Linked DNA regions of Homo sapiens: region 2 is linked to region 1. Evidence: chromatin loops called from intact Hi-C (ENCODE). Cell type or tissue: dorsolateral prefrontal cortex. All regions are shown on one strand.

Region 1 (8,000 bases):
CCTGAATATGGTAGTCCCAAGGGATTAGAGATAGAAGTTCTTCTCTGTGGTGTAAATGAAGACACCTAGCAGGCTGGGTCCCTCCCCATCTCACTGGGATTGTTCAGCTGTAACGTTACCCTAATATTGGCAGTTTTCTATTTTTTAAAGCTATGAAATCCTTTCTCCAAACAAAGTTCTCCCTGAAGTATAAAGTGTGAAACAGAACAATGCAGAGCTGCTCTGGGTGAATCAGAGCTGCTAGGGCCTTGAAGCCAGTCCATTTTCTATCTCCCCAACCCAGACTCTGAAAAGTTTATAGAGAGACCCAAACAATGCTGAGCAGTCTCCAGAAGTCCCCTCGAGGGACTTCTGTGAGATCCTAGAAGCTATGAGTGATGGGGTTGTGAATGAAGGATTGGGCTGGCTGGCCATCTTTTTTTTAAATATATGAAACACTTCCCATATCAAAAAACCAAAGTTTGTATTTAAATGTCAACTAAAGACTTCCAGCCCACTAGTACTCATGACCAAAGAAGAACAATTTGCAACACAGATGAACTGTGTTCCCTCTGACATTTCTATTCTAGGAGGTAACTTTGCTGAAAAGGTCCTGCTTAGATAGCTGGATCTCCCACTGTAGATGAAAACTCATTTCATTGCCCAAATATGCTTGAATTTTACATTAGAAGACCTGACTCATTAAATATTTTTGGTGCAGTAACACTTCTGGTCAAAGTAGATTAAACAAATAAGCAATTAATTTGGAGACTGGGTATAAATACAAAAGCAGAATTAATTATTCTTCTCATTGTTTTCCTCTATTGTGGACATTGGTTTCTTGTTTGCTTTTACTCTGGGCTTTGCCTTGAGATGTCTCTGACATTCCCTTCCTATCTTCCTCCTTACCCTGGGAGTCACCTGGGGACAGAGGACTTCCTTGGGTGTGTAGCTCTGCTCTGTGCTGTTGTAGAATCCTGGCTGAATTTTAGATGTGAATGGGATAAAAAGTGAGGGCTTCATGCCTGGCCTTCAGTCTCACACCCCAAGGCAGGGAGTCACAGGCTCCTCCTTCACTGGTCCATCCACTAAGGGTTTCGGTTCCGTGCCAAAGGGGAATGTGGGGGGTGACAGGTGGGGGTTGAGGGTTGGTGGCTGATCTGGGAATGTGGATTTATAGCACAGGCCCTCACTTCTGATGTTACCTTTGATGTGTATGTGTTTGAGGGTGGGGTGGCATTCTTTATTGGGATCATATATCTGACCCTGTAAGTTCTCAAAATGTAGTCCCATATCAGCCTCACCTGGGAACTGGTAAGACAGGCAGAATCTAGAGCAACATCCTAGACTCAGTGAATCAGAAACTCTGGGTGTGGGCCCAGCAATCTGTGTTTTAACAAGTCTTTCACAGGAGTCTGACACATTCTCAAGTTTGAGAACTGCTTGTCTGGAAACCTAGAAATCAGAATGTCAAAGTTTGACAGGGCATCTGAGGCCATTCAGTTTTGGTCAACTCTTACAATTTATAGATTAGAGCAATGAAGATAAGAGAGGGGAAAATGACTTCCCCAAGTCCCCAGAGGTTAGTGCAGAACCAGAAACAGCTGGGCCTCCTTTCCCTGAGATCAGTGTAGGGCTCCCTCCCCACAACTCATGCACTCTGCATTTCCAGAGCCTTGAGGAGGCCAGGCATGGGGGTGGGGACATTGAGTTACATCAGCATCACTAATGGATGGGCACTGCCTTCTGGGACCCCTTGTGCACTTAGGGAGATCAGGGGTCCCCACCTATGGTGGAAGTGTGCAGAGCCCTGTGCCTGGAGGAGGAGGCAGGCTGCAGTGTGTTCCTGGTGGCACTTCTGCCTCCTGGGTCACTGCAACCTGGCAGTTTTCCACAGCTCCTCCTCCCTGCTGGGGGAATCAAAAGATGTCTTAGAATGTGCCATTTATGTGAAAACTATAGCAAACCTGCATTCTGTGACCCTGCAACCATGGGAGGCTGTGGAGGTGTCTGTGGAGCAGGATACTCTTCAGGCAGGCATCTAAGCACTGTGATGGCTGCTGAGGACACAACCATTGGTACTCACATGTCAACTGGGGCATGTCACTGGCCTCTGCCTCCCCTCAGGCCTGCCAGCCTTTCCCAGGTGTAGGACAAGAGCAGAGCACTGGCAGCTTTGGTCTGTTTAATGATTGATCATGAACGGCAGTCCACTCCAAACACTAGCAGTGGAGAGGCCACAGGAGATACCCCACCGCAAGTTGTGTGCCCCTGTTACACCTGGCTCTCATCCCCACACATTCAGCCAAACCCCTAATGCAGCTGGAGGACCCACCACCACCACCCTAAGGCTGACATCACTGCCACCAACGCTGGGCAGGGGAGCTGCACCTGCAGTCACTGTGACCATCCTCCTCCAGGCCTGGAGGTCTGAGTCTTCTGGCCTGAAGGTCCAGAGCCCCTCCTCCTCAGAGCAGCCCACCAGGCTGCACAGGCGGGCTTCCATCCTGCCATGCCCACTCTTTAGCCCCTTTCTGGACATCACCAGCCCCATGGAGTTGTGGGCCTCTTCTTGATTCTGACTTTCCCACTGACTACTGAGCCCACCCCCACCCTGGGCCCTCCACTTACAAATCAGGAAACTCCCCTGTACCCACCTCCTTCCCTCAGAGCCTTCACTCCATGCCTGCATTAAGGAAGAGCAGCTGTCCCTTGAGGACACCTTTGCCTTGCAGCCCTCTCACCTGATGACAGTTTATGATTTTGCATCCAGCACACCTCAGGGTCAGGAAGTGGGGTGTGTCATCCTTGCTCCCCACTGTCTCTTTCACACCATCACTCGCCATCTCCTGCACCCTTTGCAAAAATGCCATTTGGCTAGACCACCACTCTCCAGGTCTTGGGACCACCATATGCTCCCTCCCACCGTCACGCCCCCATTCATCGGAGGCATGAGCTTCAGTCTTTGTCTTCCTCTCTACCCTGAGCCTTGCCCTCCTGTGTGTGAGTTCAATGTCCACTTAAACAATATAATCTCGGTTCCCTGGCCTCTACAACTCTTCCATGCCTGCCAATTTCCATGGCACACTTAGACTCTGCTTTGCCTAAAGTCACTCGATTTTCAAAATCACAAGTCTAAATATTCTGCTTCCTCACCACAACCTCAGATGAGCCCACTGCAACTCTTTTTGGCTTCATCTGGCACTCTTGGCCTTTACTTCCACCCAATGCATCTGCCTTCTCCTTTATTCATATCCATTATTATCCATCTTAGGCTCCATCTTTGCAATAACATAATTCACAATACTCCTCAAAACCTTAGGCATATGTTGCCTTTATCTTTTCAGAGCATATGACTGTCAAAACTCAACCAGAGGTATATTTGTGATCTGTTTCTTGTAGGGCCTGCTGTCCCGGAACCATATACTGCTGAGAAAGCCACATAAGAGGAAAAAGAGGTGGCTTTCTAAACGTGTGATCACCAACTTCAAATGAGCTCTCAATACTTTCCAGAAATATTGAATTTACCTGGGTAGTTCCATTTCCCATTCTCTTCAATAGCACTGCCAAGCCTTTTCCATTCTCCTCAAACTTTCAACCCCAATACTTCCCCCTTCACTCTCAGCAACCAATCTTATTTCCCACCTTCCAGAGAAAATAGAAGCCTGAATATCCAACTGCATAAGTAATATCCTGATTTGAGTACTCAAACTCTCCACAAATTATGCATGTGCAGAATCGAACCTGTCTTCTGTTGATGCAGTCCCTGAATACTTCTGGGAGCCCCTGGGGAGGTCTCCTCTGTACTCGCAAACTATACTCTCATTCTCCTGCTTTGCTTTCTTTGTTCTCCATGTCAGCTGCCTTCAAGACCCCTCAAGGAACACTGCTTATTAAGCCAGATGGCCAGGCCCCTCCCTGAGGACCTGTGGTCCTGTGGGAACATGGTTTTCAGTGCTTCCTCAGGCAGCACCAGGCTCAATGCCACTCTGAGAGCCCTGCCTCCATGGTTACTGGTGGTACCTCATCACACAGTCTCAAGGCTGCCTGTCTGTGCCTCAAACTTCATAGCATGCCTCACACAAAGCTACTTTCCTTGCCCTCCCAATCCTCTATCCTAGGCACTCACTCCCATCCAGGCCATCAGATGATGAAACAGATGGTAGCAGGACCTCACTGTCCTTCTAGGGACCCAGTCTCCTGCACACCCACCTCCTAGCAAGCTTCCTTCCCTACATGCAAGCCCCTTCCTGCAAACAAAGACCAGCCCGCTGGTTTAGGAGGCAGCACCAGCATGTGACATGGTGTAAGGTCAGCCAGGACACCTTATAGCAGAGGACACATTGCTGAGGGGCAGGGTTTACTGGGAGGAGAAAGACATGGCCTTTTCCCTTGGGAGCCCTCAGTCTGCCAAGAGAAATAGAGCCTAAGCACATAAACAACAAATGCACATCCAAGAAATCACTGTATTGTCCCTTTAACAAGCACAATTCAGAGAAGGGCAACATACGTCACCGTTTCTACAGGGCAGATGCGCTCTTAGGGGGCATGACTGGGCTGTTGTTCCCCCAAGCTGTTCTGAATGGTGAAAGCGTTTGCTCTTCCATCAAAAAAGAGAAAAAAAAAAAAAAAAAAAGGAAAGGAAAGAAGCGCACACGCTTTAAAATCCTAAGGCTCAATTCTACAGCAAAGGTTTTCCTGCAGTTTGGCTACCAGAAGGAAACTGATCCCGAGGCCTGAGGGATTGGCAAAGAGTTTACCTTGCACTGAAAAATATTTGTGGTCCAGCATTGCCTTTATTTACCCAGAACATTCAATGTGCCTTTTTCCTCCATCTTTCACATCCGCTCAGAGAAGATGTTAATTTTCTGAAATTAAACACTTAGCTTGATTACTGTTTTGTTAATTGCTGCATTCAGAAACCCCTGGTGCTCCTGCCTGTTTAACATGGATGGTACTGTGAAAATGATAGGCGCGGGGCTGGCATGCAGGGGGACAGACAACAGTGCTGGGATGCCATCCCAACCACCCTCCCTGCAATTGCTCAAGCAGCTGGGACCCTGCCAGTGGGGGAGGTAGGACAGGCCAGGTCATAGAAGAGCAACTCTCACAGAACATGGTTATGGTTTGGGGGTGCAGTGCACACAGGAAGCCTGAGGTCTTACCAACATCTGGGAGAATGTAAGGGGTAACTGCAATCACAGCTCCCCACCCAAAGGTGCCTGATAAAGGAAAGATCACAGAGACAGCTAAAGCTGCACCATTTGCTGATGCCTGAGATTACTTTAAGAAAGACTGAAGCATTCATTCATGTATTTATTTAACAAGTTACTAGTTCATTCAATGAACGTTTATTGATTGCTTTCTATATTTCAGGTACCCAACTAGACGCCTATCTGGACACAATAGTCAACAGGATGGATACAGGGCGTTCTCTCCTGGAGATGCCAGTCAGTTCATGGAGTTGACTTGACTTGCCACAGGAGCATGGAGGATGGATCACCTGCACCCTCCTCCCTCCCATCCTCTTTGCCTCTTTATGAGATGCCTCTTTATGGGATAGCTCACAAGGTGAACAGCAACTATCTAATAATCCAACTGGTGTCCCCTCTCCAATAAGGGTTATAACAATCTCATGTGGATATGAGATCCTTACAGGGTAAGAAATTTCCTCCAGTCTCATTGTCAGTAGCCATTTTTACTCCTGAAGCTATGTACTTGGAGTGCCTGGACCAAGATGGAGTAAACAAGCAAATAGGTCCCTGAGTCCTGTGGGCACTCTGGTACTCCTAGCAGAGTGAAGGCTGTTCTGGAGCTATTAGCAGCATCACAAGCCACTGCTCACAACCTGGAAGGAGAATTCCCATACCCAACCACTGTGTGTCCCAGCGTGTGATATCCATCCACAAGGAGTTCATTCAAACTGGTCTGTTGAACAATAAAATATCCCATCAAACACATTGTCACTGTATAGCAACATCCACCACAAACTGAAATGCTCTCTGGCAACGACACGTGGTTCCATCCTAACTTTTGAAATGTAAGAATGGGCACCACAGAAGAGGGTGGTACCAAGAGCCCAGCTGAGGGTCCTGCACCCCATCAAGTCACTTCCCAATCAGTCACCTGCTTACTTTGTGACTTTTCTGGGCCTCTGATCCCAGTCTCAGTGAGTGCTGTCGACTAGAATGCAAGCTCCACAAAGGCACAGATTTTTGTCTGTTATGTTTGCTGCTGTGTTCCCAGTGTCTAGAGCAGTATATGGCATGCAGAAAGGCCTTGAAAAATATTTGACGAGTAGGCGAATAAATGGGAGCCCCTAAAAAGCAGTACCCTTGAGCCAGTACTTGCAAGCAGTACTTGGTGAGCAGTCATAAAGAATGTGTTAAGTGAATGAATACATTTCCAAAGTTAAAATGCCCAAACAAACCAATCCCTTTGAGAGTGGTTGAGTCTCTTCTGTGTTCCTCTGAGTGGATCAGGGCTTGTAGCATCATCCTAAGCAACATTCCCTAAGTTTTCCTGCAAGGAGCCACAGTGGAGGAAGACTCCAGATTACATGACTAATCTGGGAGGGATATTAAGATGTTACCTGTGGGTCACCAGGACACATTCTCATCACCACTCCCCAGCCAAACACTTACATACTAATGCTCATCTGTGGGGACTGAAGCCATCTGGCAAATATTTATCAAGGCTCTCTGTGCCTGGCATTGTGCGGCTGCTCTCTCAGGAAACTGGTGGTAGGTGAGAAAGTGTGACTCTCCACATAGCTCACCATCTGGTGGAGGACTGCGAGGTTGCCAAGGATAGAAGCCAGGACATTGGTCAGGGGCAGTGCCATCTGCCGACCCTCTGAGCTCAACGGAGAACACATCATTGTTTGCAAATGGCCAGGGCCTTTCTGAGGCCACTTGGAAGTTCCTTCCCAATGCCAGAGCTTAAGAAACAATAAAAACAAAATTTTCTAGAATTAACAATGAGAAGAAAGCAATGAAACAAACTATGAAATTGAATTAAGAACAGTGAAAATTTTATTTGCTTAAGTTTTTTTTAACTTTTCTTTATTAACTTCGATGAAAGTTTTCTTTCAAGTCCTTCTAGTCTTTAAAGTTCTCACTCAATCTTTTCTCTGTGTTGGAGCAAATTTTGCCTGCTAATTTCCAATAAGCACAGCCCTTAAAAATGAACTGGCTTCAGCATATGGATCTTAACACTCCACATTTTTACAGGCAGCAGTGTAATATTGTTTTAATATTTAATTTTGAGATTTACATAATATCTTTCCTCCAAAGAGCTCAATATATTGCAATATCATAAAATTCCTTTTCATATTCAAAGATTATTCTTTATGCATGCAAATACTATATTTAACCAAGGAATAATGCAAATTAGGTGATGTATTCAGAGGAATTGATGGGCTAGGTAATTCTTTTGTAAGAAAATTAGTGTATCTGAGTGATTTTAACTGTCTAAGAACTTCAAAAGTGCCTTAAAAATGGACAAACTATAGGGGCTTGTAACTATTAACAGAAATAGTGCAGCATTTTTAAAAGAAAAGTAAATAATGGGTTGTGTCTGTGTTGTGGGCATGATGGATAGTATTCCACATGGAAGTGGCACGCAGGCCATACATGAACTGCATGTAATATAAATGTCAGATATAAATTGTGCTGATAAGATCATGCAAGTGAGGGGAAAATTGTTGCTTCTTCAAATACACAATGAGGAAAGATAGAGAGGCTCCTCTGAGCATCAGAATCATCCAATGGCAGGTACCTAGGTTCTGGGCTCCACTTCCTACCTCATCATTAGCTCACTGGGATACAGACTTTGCTACTTTCGTTTCTGGTGCCTACCCCTCCCAGCACAGACTGGAGAAACCAATATCTGTTATGTATCTGATACAGATAACATCAGTCCCAAACAAAGAAACTGTGAAGGCTTGGAAGGAAACAGTCTAGGGAGAAAAAATACGGCAAATTGCTCTCTAGCTGAAGACATATTCCCAGAAATGATGC
Region 2 (8,000 bases), 52 kb before region 1:
AGCAGAAGCCAAAGCAGAACCTTGGTCTCAGGACTTCCAATCTGGTGTTCTCTTCCTGACTTCTGGGTTGCTATCTTCTAGCTGCAGCCCATGAATGAGCTTCTCTGATGAGAAATGTCCCCGTTTGACATTACTCAGCGACTTTCAAGAGTCTTCCAGTTATGATTATCTGTGAAAGAACCAGCAGCAACCACAAAGCCAAGCTTTAGGCAAGAAGGCCTTATGGCGCATGTCAAGAACCATGTTAACTAAACCATGGGATACTGGTCACAGCTTCAGGAATTGTTTCGCTTATTATTATTTTTTTTGTCTTTTTTTTTTTTTTCCTTTTTCTGGAGAACGGGGTCTCGCTATATGGCCCAGGCAGGTCTCAAACTCCTGGGCTCAAGCTATCCTCCAGCCTCTTTCCTCCCTGAGAGCTGGGATTACAGGCGTGAGCCACCGCGCCCAGCCGAATTGTTTCTAATATTACGGAAGAGCCACCAGGTTGAATCCCTTGAATTTGAGTATCAAGAAGGAAAAATTTAATTATGGATTTGTATGCTATATAATCCATGGCACAATAATTTTTAGAAAATTGATAATAATGAACCATCTACTGAATGTGTGGTTGAAGCATAATGGTATCTCTCAGATGCTGATTCAGGGCTAGAACCGTAGCCACTCTCCAAAGACGCTATGACCAGTGGGAAAGGAGAAGTTGGAGGGGAGGAAACAGTTCCAGAAATTGAAGACTAATCCTTTTCCTTTCTTCTCTGAGTAGTGATCCTAAAATTATCCTACTTCCCAGAAGATGGACCCTGTAGAACTGAACTGATGACCTATTTTTCGATTTTATCAAGCAGCAGATATGTCAATTAATGTTGCTATGCTCCAGGGTTCGGTAGTAAGGCTGAAATTAGATTTATAGATTACCTGCCTCCATGCAGTGTGAGGAGTCAGAAACGCTTCATTTCCCCCTCTCCTCCTGGCACTGCCTGCTCCCACCACTCCTTTCTTACCATGCCTGCTCCTCTGTTTTCCCGTGCTCCTCTCATGCCCCCAGGTTTTCTTCCCCTGCAAGCTCAGCTCATCAACATGAGAAATGCTGGTGTCCAACATGCCTCCGTGACCTGAGCCCCAAATGAAAACAGGCCCTAGGCAACCTACAAAATGGGAGAAAATTTTCGCAACCTACTCATCTGACAAAGGGCTAATATCCAGAATCTACAATGAACTCAAACAAATTTACAAGAAAAAAACAAACAACCCCATCAAAAAGTGGATGAAGGACATGAACAGACACTTCTCAAAAGAAGACATTTATGCAGCCAAAAAACACATGAAAAAATGCTCATCATCACTGGCCATCAGAGAAATGCAAATCAAAACCACTATGAGATACCATCTCACACCAGTTAGAATGGCAATCATTAAAAAGTCAGGAAACAACAGGTGCTGGAGAGGATGTGGAGAAATAGGAACACTTTTACACTGTTGGTGGGACTGTAAACTAGTTCAACCATTGTGGAAGTCAGTGTGGCGATTCCTCAGGGATCTAGAACTGGAAATACCATTTGACCCAGCCATCCCATTACTGGGTATATACCCAAAGGACTATAAATCATGCTGCTATAAAGACACACGCACACGTATGTTTATTGTGGCACTATTCACAATAGCAAAGACTTGGAACCAACCCAAATGTCCAACAATGATAGACTGGATTAAGAAAATGTGGCACATATACACCACGGAATACTATGCAGCCATAAAAAATGATGAGTTCATGTCCTTTGTAGGGACATGGATGAAATTGGAAATCATCATTCTCAGTAAACTATCGGGAGAACAAAAAACCAAACACCGCATATTCTCACTCATAGGTGGGAATTGAACAATGAGATCACATGGACACAGGAAGGGGAATATCACACTCTGGGGACTGTGGTGGGGTGGGGAGATGGGGGAGGGATAGCATTGGGAGATATACCTAATGCTAGATGACGAGTTAGTGGGTGCAGTGCACCAGCATGGCACATGTATACATATGTATCTAACCTGCACAATGTGCACATGTACCCTAAAACTTAAATAAATAAATAAATAAATAAATAAAAAGAAAACAGGCCCTAGGAAGAGCAGCAGTGTGGGGTTTTGATTTTCCGCAGGCTCATGAGAATGAATCTCCCTGTTCCCCTGCACACTCCAGCGGGGGAGTGTGATCACAGTCCCCAAATCAAGCAGTGACTCTCTCTGAAGTACAATCAGGTGACTGGTAGGAAATAAATGACTCCCAAAAGGGTCTTGACAGTGGTTCCAGAAAATGCTTTTCCTTCTCACATTGCCTTTTATTCAAGTTTATTCAACTTTGTTTATTCAACTCAACTTCATTCAACTTTGTTTATTCAACTGTCTTCATGAGATCTCTGATAATAAATGAATGTCCCCAGGAAAGCATAGACAATGATTGCACTGACATGACAGGTGTGGCAGCAAGGACAGTGAGAGATAATGTACACACAGGATGACTAGAGCTCTCGTGCCACTCCCTAGCATTTTTGTTTGAGAAATAATCTTTTAGTCAACTAGCATTTACCAGGTGTGCACTGTGTTAGGTATTGGAGTTTCCAAATACAAAGCATAACCCCATACCCTCAAGGAGGCTGTCCTAGGGAAAGTACATGGGCTCAGTAATCTACATCAGTTGTTCTCCACCCCTGCACCCTCAGAAAAACAAAAGCCACTACTTCCTAGTGACCCAGACTGGGCAAAAAGCATGTTCCTGTTGTACAAAGGTAGCTTCAGTAGTGTGCTTCTAGACAAGTCCCCCAGCTACCCTTCCACACTACAGCCCCTAAGCTCTGTTTCTGAGTGCTGGAGCTACCATGCAGCAGCTGATAAATTACCAAATAGGTCCACATTTACTTCGGCCTTCATATACACTGTTTCGCTGTTCCATCAGCCTACCTACCTGCTTCTCGCTTGTCTGGCAAATTCCTCATTCTCTAATCTCAGATAAATTCTTCCTCCTCTTTGAAGCCTTCCCTAGATTCTCCAGGAAGATTTAAGAACTTCTTCACTTACTACATCTGTACTTAACTTATGGGGAAAAAAAGTATAAGATAGGCAAATGATTACTAGAAGCTTTGGGTACTAGCAGGAGTAGGGACTACATTGATGGCAGGTTATACTGTCTAAGATGAACACAACAAGATCTCCCATCTATCATGTTTAAGAAGACATTGAGTTGATGTCCCTTCATCAAAATGTGGGGCCTGTTTTCTCCCCTTGTATCTGGGCCTGTCACTACGTTGGAAGTGACACTATGTGCCTTCCTAGGCTGGGTCACAAAAGTAATACAGATTCCTCATTCCTCTCTTGGGATGCTTTTTCTTGAGACCCAGCTTGCTCTAAGGAAGTCCAAGCAGGCCACCTAGAAAGATGGCACTGACCACCTAATATATGAATGAAAGAGGCTTCAGACAATTCTAAGCCTCAGCCCTTGAGCTACTGCAACTGACTCCACATGGATCAGAGGTGTCCCTCCCAAACCTGGCCCAAATTGCAGATTCATGAGCAAAATAAATTGTTGTTGTGCTAAGCCACTGAGGTCTTGGGGATGATTTGTTACGTAGCATTAGAGCAAGGTTTCCTTTATCTCTATAGGCACAGCATCCAGAATAGGGCCTGGCCAGAGCAGTGATCCCAGCAATGTTTCAATGACTGACCCTTTAATCTGTAGCCACAGCTATTGTTTGGTTGCTTTGGTAATGTGTGTAGCCAGCTACTGGGTATCACTCTGAAGTCCTTGCTCAGAAGGCTCTGCCCATTCTTTGATGCTGCCCACTGGACCCTCTGCTCTCAGCTTCTGCTTCCTGGCTGAAGCTATCAGCTTCCACTCCCCAGATATCAGCATCATGGCCATTCTCATTCACCCTTCCTCTAGGTGCTCAGTGATACCCTACAGAAATGAAAATGGTTTCATTGTGGGCCTGGCTCTACTTTGGGCATATTCTGACAATGATCTTTTACAGGTCTCCCAGCCAAAGGCCTTCAGCAACTCCCCACTTCTGCTGCAAGTTGGTTGGGAATCTTCGCCAATCACAGAAATACCCGTGGATGCTTGTGATGCAGTCTTCCCCTTCCCTACTCAGAAGTGCCTCCTCAGAGGGCAGGTGGCCCAGGCATCAGAAAATGGCAACCTGTTTTACTTCTGAACCTGTAAATGCAGAGAGCAGTCTGGGAGGGTGGCTGTGCTGATGAAAGGCAGAGATGGCCGCGGATGTCTGCATGAATCACACAGGGCTGTGCAGCAGCCAAAAGTCTCTTCAATCTCTGTGATTCATGCAGATGCCAATGGCCATTCTTTGTCCCTCTCTATTCATTTTATTCATCCAATAAGCATTTGTCAACGCCCTACTCCATGCCATCCTCCTCCTGAGGATCCCACAAGCCCTGTTTTGTTCTCTTCTTTTAGCAACAAATCTCTGCTAACATCTCCAATGCCCATTCACACTGGATCAGGCGATTCCTGATTGGTAGGTTGTGCTCATGGAACCCCTCTCCCCAGCCATCATTCACCTGCATCCAAGTGCATCATCAAACCCCTGAGTTGCTCTTACCCTGAGGAAAGAATCCAATGCACCATTCTCCATGAACTCTGTGATGATCATGACAGGCCGACTCTTGGTGACCACACCCTCCAGGCGAATGATGTTAGGATGGTCGAACTGGCCCATGATGCTCGCCTCACTCAGAAAGTCCCGACGCTGCTTCTCCGAGTACCCTGCCTTCAGGGTCTTGATGGCCACGTAGATTTCCCTCTTGCCTGGCAGTTTCAAACGCCCCTTGTACACTTCTCCAAACTCCCCTGCAACAGCAAAAATGCCATTAATATCCTCTTCCTTCTCAGTCTGTGGACTCAAGAGGGAAGTCATCTAATGGAGAACAATGGTGCCCCAAGTGGAATTGTGATTAAAGTGGCGGAAATTAAAACAGTCTTCTCTCATTGTAACTATATTGTTTTGGCTGTAACCAGTTCATGGCAAACACAAAAGGATTACTAAAGTACATTCCTTACCTTGGTACTTAGAAATAGTTTGGGTAACTAAAGTGGAATTTCAGAATATATGTGAGTTTGTTTTTCCCCACACTTAATTTTTCCATTGTGTGCCAGCTGAATAATTGAAATGAAATGGTCAGTTTCACTTTGGCAGGATCATGATTCATTTTTAGCAGATACTGGTGCAAGAACATTCAGGGGATAGGAGACATGTTCAGGTACTTTGGCCCTCTGAATGAGATGTATACTGTTTATGTTCCTACACTGCTGGGAGAGCATTTGTGTTTATTGGGTGCCCCAGAAAACAGACACTGAGGAGTTAGGAAGGGAAGAGGTTCACTTGTGAAAGACAAAAGTGAGAGGAAGCAGGATTGGGCGGAGACAGCCCAAGATCACCATGCAGACCTGATGAAATCCCAGCTAACCCAAAGGGAGAGCCAGAGCAGAGTTCCCATTGCAAAAGCAGCCCAGCCCTCACATCCCTGCCATGCTCAGTCATTGGCTGGGGGCTGCTGGGAAGAGCTGGGCCTCTGCAGGAAAGCCGGGGCCGACCCTGAAGGTGCTGCAGCTGGAGGCTGTCAGCTAACTGCACTTTTGGCAGCTGAATAGCAAGTTATTTCTCCAAACAGGCATGAGCTGCACACCTCCATGCATGCCACAGCGTTGAAACATTTTCACAGTAAAGTCACCAAGAGTAGAAACAATTATGGTGACATTATTTCATAGCTGCCTAAAAAAAAAAAAAAATCTGTTGAATCCTGTTTAACATGCTTTCAAAAGTTATTTTATAATTTAATTTGGCTTGGTTACTTCCAATTCTTTCATGTGAAGCAGTTCAGTGTCTACTTGTAAGTGCAGCAGAAGAAACATGGCTTTCTGCTGAGAAAACTTTCTCTCTCACTTTCCACTTCTGGAAGAAAATGATGGAGCAAACTGAGCAATCAGATAAATTACTTGCCATATTAGAAAGACAAGTTAACATTGCTCCTGTGATTCATTTGGGAGTTCCTTTTGTTTTCTTGCTGCAAAAAAGATTGGAAGGAAGCTGTGTGAAAGGACTGTTATGCAAAACTTCTCCAGAGTCAACAGAACTTGATAGAACCTGGGGCTGGAGTAGAGGCTGGTTAAGCACCATTAGGAAGATTTCAACATGGACCTAATACTCAGATAAATATCATTTACAACACTATGTGTTTTGGGGGGGCTGTTCTTTTTCCTTCCTTCCATCCTTCCTCCCTTTTTCTCCCTCTGTCCCTCCCTCCCTTCCTTCCTTCCTCCCTTCCACTCCTTTTTTTTTGTTTTGTTTTTTGAGACAGGGTCTCACTATGTTGCTCATGCTATACTCGAGCTCCTGGGCTAAGCGATCATCTTGCCTCAGCCTCCTGAGTAGATGGGACCACAGGTGTGCACCACTGCACCTGGCTGCAACACTGCTTTTCACATTGAATCATATACTCTTTTGGTGAACTGCTGGAGGTCAGACCAAGTCTCATTCCTGTTTGTAGCTTGCACATCCACTCCACTGTGGTGCTTGGCACATAGCAGACATGCCAGTAAAAGTTGTTGTATCATATTTATTATTATATGTTTGGCTTTTGCCTTGCTCACTCTTGGGTTACAAACTGCTGAAGATTCTTATCTCTGCTTTATCCAGAAATAGAAGTACCACTATTTGAATTTGTATGTTAAAAATATATTTACTGCAGCATCATCTTCTATAGACAAACACTACAATAGCTTAACTTATTTAGTAATTAAAATGAGTAAAATTTAAAGAAAAGTACTAGACAATACAGACCTGTCACATATGTGTGTGTATATGTGGATGTATGTATATATGTCTAGATATATGTATGCATGTATATATGTAGCATATATGTATGCATGTAGATACGTAGCATATATATGCTATATATATATAACTATGAGCTGAATGAACACAAATTACATATTTGGTAAGTATACTAATGGAAGAATATTGGTTAGTATTTCTTCCTTGTTGTCATAATAATGGGCTCTATTTTCTTTTAGAAAAAAGCCAGAGTTGATAGTTGAGGGTAAAGGTGTGTTAATATTTCTTTGTGGAGGAGACAGCACACAAATGTGTATTTATTAACCACCTACTATGTGCCAGGAACTGTGCTAGGCACTTTGTGTGACTTATTCAATCTTCACAACACTCCTGTGAGGTAGGTATTACTATGGCCATTTAAATAATAAGGAAACTGAGGCACAAGGAAAACATGTCCCAATCACACAGCTGGGAGTTACAGCCAGGGCTGTGGTCCATACCCATCTTTTCCTGCCATACTGCCTCTAGATAGCTATGTTTCAGTTGGCAGGGACATGGGGAATAAAGCTACATAGATATGAAGTTATAGTTCAGGGACCATCATGCCCCAAATGTGCAGGTCCCAACAAGTCATATATAGTGACTGTCATAGCAACTCAATATCCATGTGAGAACAAAAGAAGTGATACTGTTTAACAGGCAGATGTCTTTCACATAAGCCTCCTGCCTGGGAGTTGGGTGGCATCAGAATATTTGGAAATCAGTGTATTTATCAGTTTCTACCTATCAGTGTGTGGAGTTTGGAAAAGTGCTCCAGGTGAATTTGATGTCCCCCACAACACACAAAAAGACTCCAGTTGAGAACTTCTGTTCTACCTCAGTGGTTCTCAAAGTTGGCTGCCCAATGGAATCACCTGAAGAGACTTACAGAGTCCAGAGGCCTGGGCCTCACTTCAGAGATTCTGATGAATTGGTTTGGATACAGCCTGCACATTGACATATTTAAAAGCTGCCCAAAGGATTGGTTACATAATTTGCAGAGCACGGTGCAAAGTAAAAGTGCAGGACTCCTTGTTCAAAAACTATTGAGCATTTCAATACTGTAACAGCAGAGCATTAAACCAAGTGCATGTCCTTCTGAACATCCGGCCCTGTGAAAATGCA

Evidence for each region. Peaks named below come from ENCODE experiments on the same cell type or tissue, not always from the same donor. Only the 100,000 strongest peaks of a DNase experiment are listed, where the experiment ranks them.
Region 2: a loop joins it to region 1, with 2.2 times the contacts of the local background. A loop is called at or near these places in 2 of 110 quality-filtered maps.

What each region holds. Positions count from the first base shown.
Region 1 is chr3:135,137,761-135,145,760 of GRCh38, reverse strand. All of the region lies in intron 5 of EPHB1 (EPH receptor B1), which reads right to left. LOC102724019 (a long non-coding RNA gene) reads left to right here. Exons shown (of 3, transcript XR_427412.4): 3 at 5,356-5,939. Among named protein-coding and RNA genes, the nearest start is that of EPHB1, 350 kb to the right of the region's middle. In dorsolateral prefrontal cortex, no CTCF peak of the experiment used is centred here; no DNase peak of the experiment used is centred here; H3K4me3 peaks cover 648 bases; H3K27ac peaks cover 1,848 bases.
Region 2 is chr3:135,189,428-135,197,427 of GRCh38, reverse strand. It overlaps EPHB1 (EPH receptor B1), which reads right to left. Exons shown (of 16, transcript NM_004441.5): 11 at 4,605-4,852. Among named protein-coding and RNA genes, the nearest start is that of EPHB1, 400 kb to the right of the region's middle. In dorsolateral prefrontal cortex, no CTCF peak of the experiment used is centred here; a DNase peak (open chromatin) is centred at 4,270; H3K27ac peaks cover 1,164 bases.